2 separate regions of the Mus musculus genome follow, and region 2 is linked to region 1. A link is a contact called in ENCODE POLR2A ChIA-PET data. All regions are on one chromosome and are shown on one strand. Each heading gives the region's core, a stretch centred on a gene start or an enhancer-like site at or near the end of the contact. The rest is flanking DNA. Distances are from core to core; before and after follow the strand shown. Region 1 holds the start of Cdkn1a (cyclin-dependent kinase inhibitor 1A (P21)). Region 2 holds the start of Mtch1 (mitochondrial carrier 1).

Region 1 (6,804 bases), core at 2,925-5,424:
CAGAGACATCCTGTCTCAAAAAAAAAAAAAAAAAAAAAAAAAAAAAAAAAAAAAAGTGCCCTGGACTTTGGGATACTACACATAAACTGTATAGCATTAGTGCTGCTACTTGGCACCAGTTTTAAAAAGTGACTCCATGTCTCCAGCCTCTGTTTCTTAGCCAGTGTGGTTGTGGCAGCATACTCGCGAGGCTGGCATGGTGGCTGGGAGAGAGGCGCGAGAATGCCGGAGCTAGACTGCCCAGATCAGAATCAAGGCTTTGCTGGGTGACCCCGAATAAGTACCCTAACATCTCTGGGCTCCCTATTTGAGAATGAACTAAGTTAACATAGGCAATCCTGAGAAACAGAAGCCATGAGCGTGCCTCTCTGCCCCTAATTCTGACAGAGCCTCCTCCCTGCCCCTCCCTCCCTCCCACTGTCACTGACAGGTGCTCCAGGCTGGAGGCCTTTCCAAAGGACGCTGGCAGGCAGTAGCCTGGGAGGAGGCAGCAGCCTGGGAGGAGGCAGTAGCCTGGGAGGAGGCAGCAGCCTGGGGGGAGGCAGTAGCCTGGGGGGAGGCAGCAGCCTGGGGGGAGGCAGTAGCCTGGGGGAGAGGAGAGTCTGAAGGGGTGGAGCGGGGTTAAGGCTCTCTCCCAGGCTGAGCCACATCCTGCCAGGCAGATCAGGTAATCTGGAGTCTAGACACCTCCCAGCCCCAGACGTGCCTATAGCCTGTGCCCAAGGAACCCGTTTTACAGGCACTGAAAAAAAAAAAAAAGTTAAAGGTGTTGGTTTACCTGGCTCCTCTCCAGGAAAGAGGGATACCTGAGTGGCCCATCCTGACTCCAAGACTAGGGGATGCAGCTTCTAAGGAGGGCCTTTGAGCTTGCAAGGTGAGCCCCAGTGGCTTCCTGAGGCAAGACCCCCTGGGCTCTTACCACATACACTACCACACACATACACACGCCCAGCTCCTTAAGACCTCAGGGTGAGTTTGCCCACAGCTGGAAGAGAGAAGGGGGTACCCAGACTATGATTCAAGGTAGGAAGCCAGAAGAGATGAAGCGTCTGGGGCCCCGATGGTAAAGCCTGGGCCTTGTGCTAAGCAAGGAGCTCTCTATAAAACTGGGTGTGGCGGCACACACCTGTAATCGCTGGAGGCAGAGGTAGGGAAAGAAGTTCAGGGTCTACCTTGGCTACTACATAGGGAACGTGGCCAGCATTGTGGCTTCCATAAATAAGTAAAACAGCCAATTCCCAAAACACAGCACTCGGGAGGCAGAGGCAAAATGTCTGTGAGTTGAAGGCCATCCTGGTGTGCATAGTGAGAGCCTGGCTAAACACCAACCAACCGAAACACAGGTCTAACAAGGATTCCCACTGCCCGCAAAAGGATTCTCAAGGTGCAGACCTCAGAGGCCTAAAGGACCTCAGATGGCCTCTGCCTACAGGTAGAGCTTGGGGCCTATTCACATCCTTTAGTACAACTCAGTCATCCTCCTGCCTCTGCCTCTAGTGTGCTGGGATTGCAGTTGTAAGCCACCAAAAGCTATCGTTAATAGATGGCAATATCACATTCTTTTACGGCAGAGCTAATCCAGGTTCAGAATGTGTGTCCAAAGGCACAGGGCTCACAAGCGGGGTTTGAATTCAGACCCTTTTGGTCTAGTATTGATCATTCTCTCGTCTTCTCACCTTGAGGGGCATGACCAGAGGACTCCATTAAAATCAGCTGGAAAAGCTTTTTTATTAAATATAGACTGAGCTCCATGTTATGGGGAGAGTCTTTAATCCCAGCACTCCACCAGAGGCACGTGATCCTTATGAGTTCCAGGCCACTGGGCCAGCCTGTCTATATAGTACTGGTAGCTGGGGCCATTTTGTAAGCTTGTCTCTCTGTCTCTGTCTCTCTTTCACACACACACAGAGACAGAGAGAGAGATCTATATAGATATAGAAATATAGATTGGCTCATTTCCCCAGACAAACTGAGCCGAAAAACAAGTTTGGTGCCCTTCCCCAGACGGTAGCTCACAGGGGCCAGAGGAAGGAAGGGAAGACACCAATGGACTCGGCTAAGGCTGGATAGTCCCCAGTTTTTCATAGCTGAAGATAAGACCAGGAACCCAAGAGGGGCACGATCTCCACCTTGTCTCTCAAGGGCCACGCCTCCCTAATAGTCCGCTAGCACACCCTGCTAAAATCACTTGTATCTGGCCATCAGGCATATTTTAATTCCCTTTAAGCCGCGGTGGGGGTGGCAGAAGCCCGTGGTGCCACCCGCGCCTAGCCGGCCTTGCAGTCCTCACTGATGCCGGTAGGGGGCGCTGTGCACTCAGGAAATGGCGCTCGGTAGGCGGCGCGTAGGCCGAGCAAGGAGTGGTGAGTCAGTTTCCTGCCCGGCGCTGCCCGCCCGCCAAAACTGCTTGGGCACCGGAGCTGCGCGTCACCCTGGGGTGGAGAGAGGAGAGGAAAGGAGGGGGACCCCGGGCCACAAAACACGTCACGATGAGCCCAGGCTTCCTAAATTCCCGCCTATGTTGGGAAACCAGACTGAGCGCGCGCGCGCGCACGCATACACACACACACACACACGCACGTACACAGACACACACACACACACACATACGCACGCACGCACACACGCACGCACGGACACTCGAGAGCAAAGAAAGTGCTCTTAGCTCTGGCCCCCTCCACCTTGATCTCCACGCCCAAAGCACGCGATGAGTCAGATCCCTGGAAAATAAAAATAGATGAGGGCGAGGACAACAAAAAACCGCCTGAGTGTCCTCTCTGAAACGCGACGTAGGGGACAGAGGAAGCTGCCAGCGCGCCCCCAAATGCCAAACCCAAGCCCAAAGTATTTCCCGCACGACCAGGGTGCAAGTGTAGCCCTTGTCCCCGGAGGTTCCGAGTGGAATGGATGTGCCCTAGTGGGCGCACTCAGCCTGGTCACCTTCCTACACTGGGTGTGGACTGGGTCGAGGGCCCCAGCCCCGGGGCGTCTGATGTACGGCACCCGTAAGCCTCACTCCGCGAGGATACCGGCCGCTCTACAGTGCGGGCTCCTCTCGCGCCCCACGGTCACTGGTCCGGGTCGTGGTGGGCGCGGTGGGTGGGACCCTTTGCGCTTCCCGGGCTGGCAGGGTGGACAGGACCCGCCCAGACTCCCTGTCCCCGAGGGCGCGCCGCCGAGCGGGGACCGGACACCGCGTCCTGGACCTCCCCGTGTCCCGGGTTCCCTGGGAACATACTGTGCCCGCCAAATAGGTCACTGTGCCGCGCGGGGGAGGGGACGGGGCAGGAACGAGGCTGTACCCGGGCAGGGAAAGGGGCTTCTGGGCTGCCACTGACCCATCCCCAGTTGTGGCGCGATTCTGGTCTCAATCCAGTGCCCGGGGTCTCCTTGTCACAATGAGTCACCTCCTCGCCTGTCCTCTAGGACGTGCCCAGGCACGATCCCGAGGGCGGAGGACACAGCTCGCGCTGACCTCAGAGCCCAGTGGGGTGGTGGCTACCGCGAAACAGGGCACTTGGTTCACAAGGACCGGGGATCCGGCGGCACCCATGGGATCGGAGAACCGCTCTGCGCTAAGCTCTAGATAGACTCGCCGAAGCTTGTCACAACCGCCACCCAGGACCCATCTCGGGGCACCGTGAGCTTCATTCTCACGCTTTGGGCGAGCCGCACCTGGAATCCCTAGAAACATTGGCAACCAGAAGCGAGCTCCCGGTAGCCGATCCCCGCCAGCCATCGCTCGGACCCGGTCTCCAAGGACTGGAAGAGTGGCTGCCATCCGTGGTCCTGGAGTTCAGACTCTGTATGCCGAGTCCGCGACATAGCCTGACCCTCGTCACACTCCAACAAACGAAGCCTTCAGCCACCACGGACGCTCAGACCCACACCCGTCATCCACCTGCCGCGGACACACCTGTGACTCTGGCGGGCACGCACAAATACACATATACACACACAGGTGATCCACTCATCACCACACACACACACACACACACACACACACACTTCTGGGGACACCCACTGGGCTCAGCGCATTGCTACGGGGAAGAACTATTGTTCCCTGCCACGAAGCTCTCACCTCTGAATGTCTGGATATCGCTGTGGATCTGCGCCTGACTCCAATTCCCCTAGACTCTGACACCGCGGCGGCTCACACCTCTCGGCTGCTGCAGTTGGCGTCGAGCTGCCTCCTTATAGCGTCGGCCCAGGCCCCGCCCCCTCAGAGGCAGGACCAACCCACTCCTTCACCGATCCCGGGGACTCGCTGGCCCGCCCTCCCCTCTGGGAATCTAAGCCCGCGCCAGACAGCTAGAACCGGCGCGCGTTAAGAGGGCGCGCCCTCCCCTCCCCCACACCTGGGCTATTCTCTTGTCACGCAGCGCACCAGCAGAGCCACATACATCTATGAACAACAGTACAGTTAGAGCTGAGTGAGTGTTTATGGGTCTGTCCCTGACCAACTGTGGGAAGGACTAACTCTTTTCCAGATCACTGATATTAGTAAATAAAATCCTGGGTTTCGGGAGGTGGGTCTGTTGGTACAGTGTTTGCCTAACTTGCTGGAAGTGAAGCCCTGGGTTGGAGCTCCAGGGCCCCATAAACTGGGCATGCGGGGTCACGTCTGTAATAACAGCGCCCAGTGGGGGGTGAGGAGGGGGAAATAGGCATTCAAGGTCGTTTTGACAGCTACCTATTCCGATGGAGACCAACTTGAAATATGTGACACTGTTTCAAATATAAATAAATTGATCATTTGAGTATGATAGCAAAAGCCTGGAATCCTATACTTGGGAGATTGAGGCACGAGGGGCGTTACAGGTTCAAGACCAGCCTGGGCTATCCATTGAGACCCTCTCAAAAACAAAACAAGCCCATAAATAATAAAAAATAGTTTAAAATCCCAAGAAGTCCCACTATGTCTGGAGATTTTTTTCCCCCTCCTCCCAGAAGCCCCTCGGACATCGGGTCCAGAACGCGATCATTTCCTCCCTGTCTCACAGACGAGGAAAGCAGTTCCACAGAAGGAAAGGATGCTGTCAACCGCCTCAGAAATCGGGGAGATTGAGTCCAGTTCTCAGACCACGGACTACCAAGAAAAACAGCCGCCAGGCTCCTTACCTCCCCTCTCCCCTCTTCAGAAGCCAGCATGTGAACATTTCTCACACCATAATACATCCTGCAAGTGAGAGCATCAAGACCTGACTGGGACCACACTAATGGCTACCTGCTGACCTCTGGCAAGCTGCCCAGAGTACTCTGCTTGCAGATTTCTTTCTCTGGGTCCAAAATGAGGGAAATGTCTAATACTCCCCCTCCCAAGATCCAGACAGTCCACTAAAATGACATTGATAAAGGACAATTCTAGAAACATCTACGGATGTTCCTGACAGACATAGCAGTAAGACATTCTCCGTTCCCACCTTCCTCCATGTCTCTAGTCAGTTTTATTTCCTTCTGTTTGGGGTCTTTTGAGACGAGGCCTCGCTATGTAGCCCAGGGTGGCCCTCATATTCAAGGCAATCTTCCTGCCTTAACTTCCTTGCTTAGAGTTAAGACTACAGGTCTGAGCCATCACACCCAGCAGAAGGGGGTTTTCTTCAGTCTTGTTACACGATCCAGCCTGGTCACATGGGCTACATAGCAAGACCACCATCTCAGCTAAGCATAGAGGTACATGCCTGAAATCACGGTACTTGGGAGGCAGGGGGGATTTGGAGCTCAAGGCTAGCCTGAGCTATCTGAGATCACCATGCATCCAAAAAGGGATGTAGCTCCGTTAATATAGCGCTTGCCTAACATGTATGAAGCCAGGAGTTGGATCCCTAGTAAGGCATCATCTAGATGATAGCGGCATACATCTGTAATCCCGGCACTCAGGAGACAGAAACAGGAGGACCAATAATTCATCAAGGTTACATGACATCCTGCCTCTAAAACAAAAACAAATTCCTCTCTCTCTCAAAACAAACACAAACAAAAATTTTAAATAAAGCAGAGACTGGAGTCTTAGTTTGAACGGATATCTTTAGTTAAAAGATCAAAATCCTGCTTTGGAGAAGCTGTGAGTTCTGACATCTGCTCTCCGATGTCTAGAGATCGCTGCCCAGACATGCCCAGTCTTCCTCCTCGGATTTAGCTGACCTAGACAGGCCTCCTCTTCTGTGATGGGGGGTGGAAGTCTGGGAAGGGCTTGGCCACCTTCCCAACCCCCCTCAAAAGCCTCATCCTGTTCAGAAACACAGTTGAAGGACCCCCTTCAGACCCCCAAACCAGGACAGACATAATGGCCACTCCCACAATGCCCCAGCTCCTGAACGGTCCAGTCCCTGCATCCAAGTCGTCCATCCCAGGGCTGGGCTGTCAGGGGCCAGCACAGGATGTCAAAACTGCCCAAATCCCCTTGGCCTCCAGGCTTCTCAGATAGAAGTGACATTGTCTGTCTGTTTACTTTGGGAGAAAACAGCTTGAATAAAGGCTTATACTGAACTGCTGAGTGCTGTGACCTCCTGTGCCTTTACCCTACTGGTGTTGGAGAGATTTATTTTAAACAACTTCTGGCTTCCCAGAGCACCACAAAAGTACTCAACAAATATTTATTAAGTCTGGGACTACTCAGTCTTTCTAACAAACATTCTTGGCCTTGCACTTGAATGTATAGTCAGGCACACCATTGCACGTGAATGTATACTCAGAAACATGGTTGGAGGAGCCCTCCAGACCCCAAAATGACAAAGTGACAAAATGACTACATACAGTACCTGACACATACACACCCCAGGCACACACACACAGATGCACAAA
Region 2 (6,804 bases), core at 2,504-5,003, 250 kb before region 1:
TAGCTAGTTTCCACTGGGGAACTTGTAGGAGTGGTGCTGCGGACCCTTTTTGGTCCCTGTCTTCGTAGAATGGGTCTCTAGTTGCAGGTGGACAAGGAGTCGGCAAATGACAGACAGAAGCGACAAGAGAGATTGTGTAGAATCTGAGTGTAATTTTTTTTTTCGAGACAGTGTTTCTCTGTGTAGCCCTGGCTGTCCTGGAACTCACTCTGTAGACCAGCTGGCCTCGAACTCAGAAATCCACCTGCCTCTGCCTCCCAAGGGCTGGGATTAAAGGAGCGCCACCACGCCCAGCGAGTGTAATTTTTCAAGTGGAGCATCAAACTTTTTATACAGAAGAGTGACAAGAAACCACGTGAGACATCCACCAAGTTACAGTGACACAATACAAAAGGAATGTATACATCAAAAGATGGCGGTGACCAGGTCCTGTTTACCACTAAGAAGGGAGCCAGGTCTATTGTTAAGCCCACCACCAGGGGTTCTTAGTAAATGCCTGATTATGCTGTTCCTTTGGGCCTAGTGAAGAAATCTCTCTCAGGGGGATTCCCTAACTCTTTCATGATAAACCCACTTATTGGCTAGGCCATTGTGAATTCCCTTGTCTGGGTAAGACTGACTACTGTCCCAAGTAAACACTCTGCAGACCAGCCCAGAGCTATTCCGGCTCCATTCTTTGCAATGCCTAATTAGTTCCACCATCTCTACTAGCAGTAAATTTGAATGTTACTGGATAGATAACCTTCTTACAGAATTCCTACTGAATTCCAAGTTTGTCGGCTTCAAGGATTTTTTTAGGAGTTGGAACACTGGCAAGGGCTTAGCTATGTCAGAATTCAATCTTTAAAGGCACTTTACAATAAAATAATACCAAAAGAGAGCACGTGGATCCATACACCAGACTAATGTGGGGATAGGGTATGAGTATACGGGTTATGAGAATGCCTGGTTCCAGGAGGTTGAGTTTCTCGTGAGCACTTCCAGGCCTCTCGCCTGCCAAGCAGACTTCACTGGAGTGTGCGTAGCAGAATGGGATTCAGCTCACCCACATATACATATATTCACCCACCCCGGCTTGGAGTGTATGGCTCAGAGGTAGACTAATTGCGTAGGATGTGTGCAGCCCTGGAGTTTATTAGAAATGCTTTGATGCCATCAGGAGGCAGGGGCTGGTGGATGTCTGCGACTTCAAGGTCAGCCTGGTCTACAGGTGGAGATCCAAGATCCAGCCAAGGTTCCATCATCCCCAGTACTGCTAAAAACAAACCCAAATTTTTTTAAAAGAAAGAAAGGAAAAGGAAAATGGATCAGACCTTGCCCTTTTTAGTTCTCAGAGGCAGGAAGTCTCAACGATGATTAGCAATCGCTGATGCCAACTGAAACCACACAGGAGAGGCACTAGGAAGCAGGCTGTAAGGATGGACTTCTGGGCGGGCGGGGTGGTGCACAGGACAGGGCAGGTTTTCTACTGCAACGAGCCATGGTTATCAAGAGCAGATGCTAGATTTTCTCCTTTTTCTCCCCAAAAGGAGCCCAAGACTCAGGGACATTTGTTTGTTTTTCAAGACAGGGTTTCCCTGGCTGTCCTGAAACTACCTCTGCCACTACCCACATGGCAAAGACAATAGTTTATTCCTAAATGTAAAGACTAACTGACTGATACGTATCAGAGCAGAATGAGGAAACCTACAGGCACATGGGTGCCCTAAAATCATAGTAAGGGCCGAAGAGATGGCTCAGCCATTAAGCACTCCGGTTGCTCTTACGGAGGAATTGGGTTCAGTTCTCAGCTCACAACCATTGGCTTCCTAGGGTACCAGGCACACATGTGGTGTACATAAGTATAAATGAAATGCAAACAAAACACTCTTGCCCATAAAACAAAATAAACCAGGCCTCAGAATGTGACATGCCAGACCAGGTATATTAGTTAGGGTTTTACTGCTGTGAACAGACACCATGCCCAAGGCAAGTCTTATAAAAAATCATTTAATTGGGGCTGGCTTACAGGTTCAGAGGTTCAGTCCATTATCATCAAGGCAGGAGCATGGCAATATCCAGGCAGGCATGGCGCAGGCAGAGCTGAGAGTTCTATGTCTTCATCCAAAGGCTTCTAGTGGAAGACTGACCTAGGGTGAGAGTATTAAGCCCACACTCACAGTGACACACCTACTCCAACCAGGTCACACCTATTCCAACAAAGCTACAACTCCAAATGGTGCTACTCCCTGGCCCAAGAATATACAAACCATCATACTAGGGAAGGGTACAATACTCTCTCACCTGGACCTCATAGAAAGGAAGACACCTAACTCTGGACGTCAGGCCTATCTTTTGACCACTCAGTGTATATTGTCAAGGGACAGAGGAATGAGAAGTCCTGGCAATCCCAGGGGCTTCAGTTTAGCTGGGTTCCCAGTGTTTGATGTGGCCTGTTTGAATTACCATCCATCTGTCTGTCCATCTGCTCACCCACCTGTACCCAGTCCTGCAAGCCCTCAGCAGCTCTGCCCTTCCTGAGCCGTTCTCCAGATGGACTGGTTAATATCTAACCTCAGAAGTGGCTTTCTCTGCCTCTGCCTCCAGTAAGGACTCTTTCAAATTGTTGAGATTTGTGGCCTTTGTAACCCTTTGAAGTCATTCTGTCACACACACACACACACACACACACACACTTATAATCACAGTGTGATCTGTATCTTGAGATAATATTAGTAACTAAGATGTGAATGAAAGAATTGTGATTGCTAACAGCCAGCTATCAATTGCAGCCAAGGAAATTGATGTAGCATGGTGCACAGCTCAGTCTGGCCTTGAACTCCTATCCTGATGCCTCTGCCTCCTGAGTATCGGGCTTACTTTACAGGTGTGTGCCACTGCACTGGATTGTTACTTTGTTTGCTTCATTCATTCCCTTAGGAATGGTTTCCCTGAAGATATACTTTCTATGCATTCCTATATTTGCGGTGATAGAAGATAGATATTAATGCCAGACAATACAATATGATACAACACAGTACAGTACACGGTAGTACGGTACAGGGAGCCACATTCGGAATGGGCCATACAAAAACACGGTCCAATGGGGGACAGTCAAATACAGATCGGAAAAACAAGGCACTGGGGACAATACGGAGGAAAAGCCCACAGATGGAAAGTATTTGCGTGGGCAAGTGTCAGGAACGTGAGGTAAAACCTACACCACGGGCAATCAGGGAGGGTGCAAATATCTGACCATTCCAAAGACCTTCCTTGCAAACTAGCAAGAGGACAAGGTCCCTTGCTAGGGACCAAAGGGTCCCTGCTGACTCTGAGGTCCATTACCAGAAGACTCTATTATTGGGCAGTTCAAGACCAGCTGAGAGCTGCTGTGCTTGTTCAGAGGTGGAAACAAATCACCGGCTGGAGTAAGCACCTTCCTGGAAGGTGGCCCTAAGAATTGCTCTCAAGGCATGCGTAGCACTATGCTCCAGGCACTAGACTAGAGCTCTCCCAGGCCTAGTTATTTAGTAACTAAACGCAGCCAGCACCGGGCCTTCATAAGTGCACAGGCAAAGAGTGCTCCCAGCCCTCAGCAGCTGTGAGTTACTCAACTATTGAGGGGTTTCTACACAGGTCCCGGGATCGTGCTGAAGGAGTGCAGAAGCAGGGCACACAGACTGAGACTCGTAGGCACGATTGCGGTGACTGGCCTGGTCCGCAAAGGGGCGGGCACAGAGCTGCAAAGAACCCGCCCCGGGCCGGAGGAGGCGGGCCCGGGAGCACCAAGGAACAACACTCGCCCGCCCGCCATGCCCCCTCGCCCCGCGGCGTGAGTGGTGCTGCCAGGACCCTCCCCTTGACGTTCGGGGCGTGGCCAGCACCACGTGACGGGGAGTGACCTCCACGCCTGGCGCCATGGGGGCTTCGGACCCGGAAGTGGCGCCTTGGGCTCCCGGCGGCGCCGCGGGGATGGCGGGAGCCGGAGCTGGTGCAGGAGCTCGGGGCGGCGCGCCGGCCGGAGTCGAGGCCCGCGCTCGGGACCCGCCACCCGCGCACCGCGCGCACCCTCGCCATCCTCGGCCCGCGGCTCAGCCGTCGGCGCGCAGGATGGACGGCGGCCCGGGCGCCCCGGGCTCCGGGGACAACGCCCCGACCACCGAGGCGCTGTTCGTGGCGCTGGGCGCGGGCGTGACGGCTCTCAGTCACCCGCTGCTCTACGTGAAGCTGCTGATCCAGGTGGGGCGGGGGGCGCGGCGGGAGGATGTGGATGGGATGTGCGGTGTGGGGGTGCAGGGAGGGGGCTGAGGGATCTGAGTGATTGACGTGGGAAAGGAAGCGATTTGGAGGTGCTGGGAGGGAGCGAAGGGACGTGAGTGACAGACGTGGGGTAGGAAGGGATTTGGGGGTGCAGGGAAAGGCGATGAGATGTGGGAGATAAGTAGTCGAAGGCAGTGAGCTTGAAATTCCGAAGGGTAATGGATTTGGGGTGCGGAAAGAAGCCACAGGATTGGGGGAGGGCCGAGAAGTTTTGGTGAATGGGTAGATGAGGGCTGGCTGGGTACAAAAGCGACGTGTTTAGAAGGTGAGTACATTTGGGGCAGAGGACAGCGGGGCTCTGGATTTATAGAGATGGATGAAAGCTTTGAGGGACAAAGGAGTGGGCAGCAGGGCCAAAAATTTCAGAGGGAAAGAATGCAGCAGGGAAGAGCTATCGGTTTACTTGAGAAGGAGCCTGTAGATTTGATGGCGACGACAGATTTGGTGGGAGGAGGGGCCTCCGCATTGGTGGAGGGGGGGAGTGGAGCGGTGTCTGGAAAGGGGAGCCAGGAGGCGGCTTTTAGGGGGAAGGGGAGAATGGGATGACGCATTTAGTGGAGGAAGGAAGGAATTGAAGTAATTGTGTCTGCGTGGGTTGGGAATGGGCAGAAAATGGGGATAGGCACAATAGGTAAGGGTTGTCAAAGCTGGAGCAAAGGTAGGGATGTCTGGATTCAAGGATGCTTGGGCACCTAAACGCTTTTTTGCTTGTTGGCAGCAATTCACTCCAATAGAGGATGAGGAAAGGGTAAAGGGGGAGGAGGGATCTGGTTGGAAGGAGGTGTTGTGCATTTGGCAGAATTGGGTGGGTGTGTGATGGAGGTGGGGAGAGTTTTGATTGGCGTGGTTCAGGCTCAGACTGATAATCAAAGATGAAGCCTAGCATTTTCCAAAGGAGTGGGGGATGGGTGGTGAGGATTGAGTTGGAGACCCAGCTAAGATTTGAGGTTTGATTTAAGGCAAGTGAGTGTGAAGATTATTGTACTATCCTTGTCATAGAACTGAGAGAATTAGAAATACATTTGGAATGAGAAGGCCTTAAGAATGGGAGTCGCTGCTGGGCAGTGGTGGCGCAGGACTTTAATCTTAGCATTTGGGAGGCAGAGGCAGTCGGATTTCTGAGTTCGAGGCCAGCCTGGTCTACAGAGTGAGTTCCAGGACAGCCAGGGCTACACAGAGAAACCCTGTCTCGAGAAAAACAAACAAAGAATGGGAGTTGCTGAAGCCCTGGGGTCTGAGGAATGGGGATTCTAGAATTTGGAGTTTAACTAGAAATATAAGGAATGAGAAGATACTGTCAGGGCCATTGGGCATCAAATTGTGCAGAGATTTGGAGACGGCTGAAAGGGGGATTTGGAGACCAGCACTGACCTACTGTCATGTGAATGTGTATTTACAACATAGTGTTGCAGCCACAGCAAGCCTCAGCTTAGGAGGGACTCTGGGCTTTGCAGGTATCTGAGTTGAGCAGTTGGAGGTGCTAGGAGCTGATGGGGTGAGAATCAAATGCTGGACCTTAGGATGGCAGGCGGAGAGGGTCGGGGGGGCTCTGGGTGTAGTGTGGGAGGACACAGGGGAAGTGGCTTATCATTGGGAGCATGGTGGCATTAGTGTGGGGGTTTGAAAGAATGAAAGGTCTTTGGAGAGGGACCTAGAGAGTGAAGGGGAGCCCAAAGGGTGATGGGAACTAGATGGCAGGGGGGTGTAAGCCTAAGAGCTCTGTTGGGGGTGACAACTTCAGGGAGCTTAATGGCTATAGCTTAGTAATCGGTAACACTGAACAAAAAAGCAACAATAATAACAGATTGTGTTTTGCAGGGAACAGGTGTGCAGGCTAGATGTTGAGCCTCAGATCAAGACTCGTGGGCGGGGGTGGAGGCAGGCAGAGGTATTGAAGGTGGCAAACTGGCTCTGCTGGTGTTAGGTACGGGATCACGGTGTTGGCTGTGGTTAGGACAGTTAGAAACAGATCTAGGTGAGCATGACGTGAGGACAAATCAAGTAGGCCGTGACCTCGGCTCACATTGTACCTTTGATAACCCAGTAGACATAAGACGATAAACTCAACAGATTTGAGAGCCGTGAGGATGTGCGGTTGAGGGTTCGGGTTTTAGGATCAGGTTGGAGTTGTGCTGATAAGACTGGTGGGCAGCATCATAGCAAGAGCTTGGGGCTTGAAGTTCCAGCACAAAGGACCACCCTCCACTTGAAGACGCGGAAGGCCACTTCTGACCTAGAAGAAGAACTCTGGAAGGGAAAGCTGTTTGCCTGGGTCACCTAACTCTTTTCTGGATAAGCCATTGTGAGCGTCATTTTTTTTCAAAAAGACCTCACAATAAAGGGTTTTAAAAATTTACAGTCAGGGGCTGGTGAGATGGCTCAGTGGGTTAGAGCACCCGACTGCTCTTCCGAAGGTCCAGAGTTCAAATCCCAGCAACCACATGGTGGCTCACAACCATCCGTAACAAGATCTGACTCCCTCTTCTGGAGTGTCTGAAGACAGCT

What was found. ChIA-PET counts read pairs that join two places held with the same protein, here RNA polymerase II (POLR2A).
Region 2: POLR2A ChIA-PET joins it to region 1 with 10 read pairs in embryonic stem cell. The contact joins the promoter of Mtch1 here to the promoter of Cdkn1a in region 1. POLR2A ChIA-PET finds 5 or more read pairs at or near these places in 3 of 5 experiments (Patski and embryonic stem cell).

What each region holds. Positions count from the first base shown.
Region 1 is chr17:29,091,139-29,097,942 of GRCm38, reverse strand. It overlaps Cdkn1a (cyclin-dependent kinase inhibitor 1A (P21)), which reads right to left and starts at 4,174. Exons shown (of 3, transcript NM_007669.5): 1 at 4,082-4,174.
Region 2 is chr17:29,344,881-29,351,684 of GRCm38, reverse strand. Mtch1 (mitochondrial carrier 1) reads left to right here and starts at 3,753. Exons shown (of 12, transcript NM_019880.4): 1 at 3,753-4,218. The coding sequence starts at 3,898.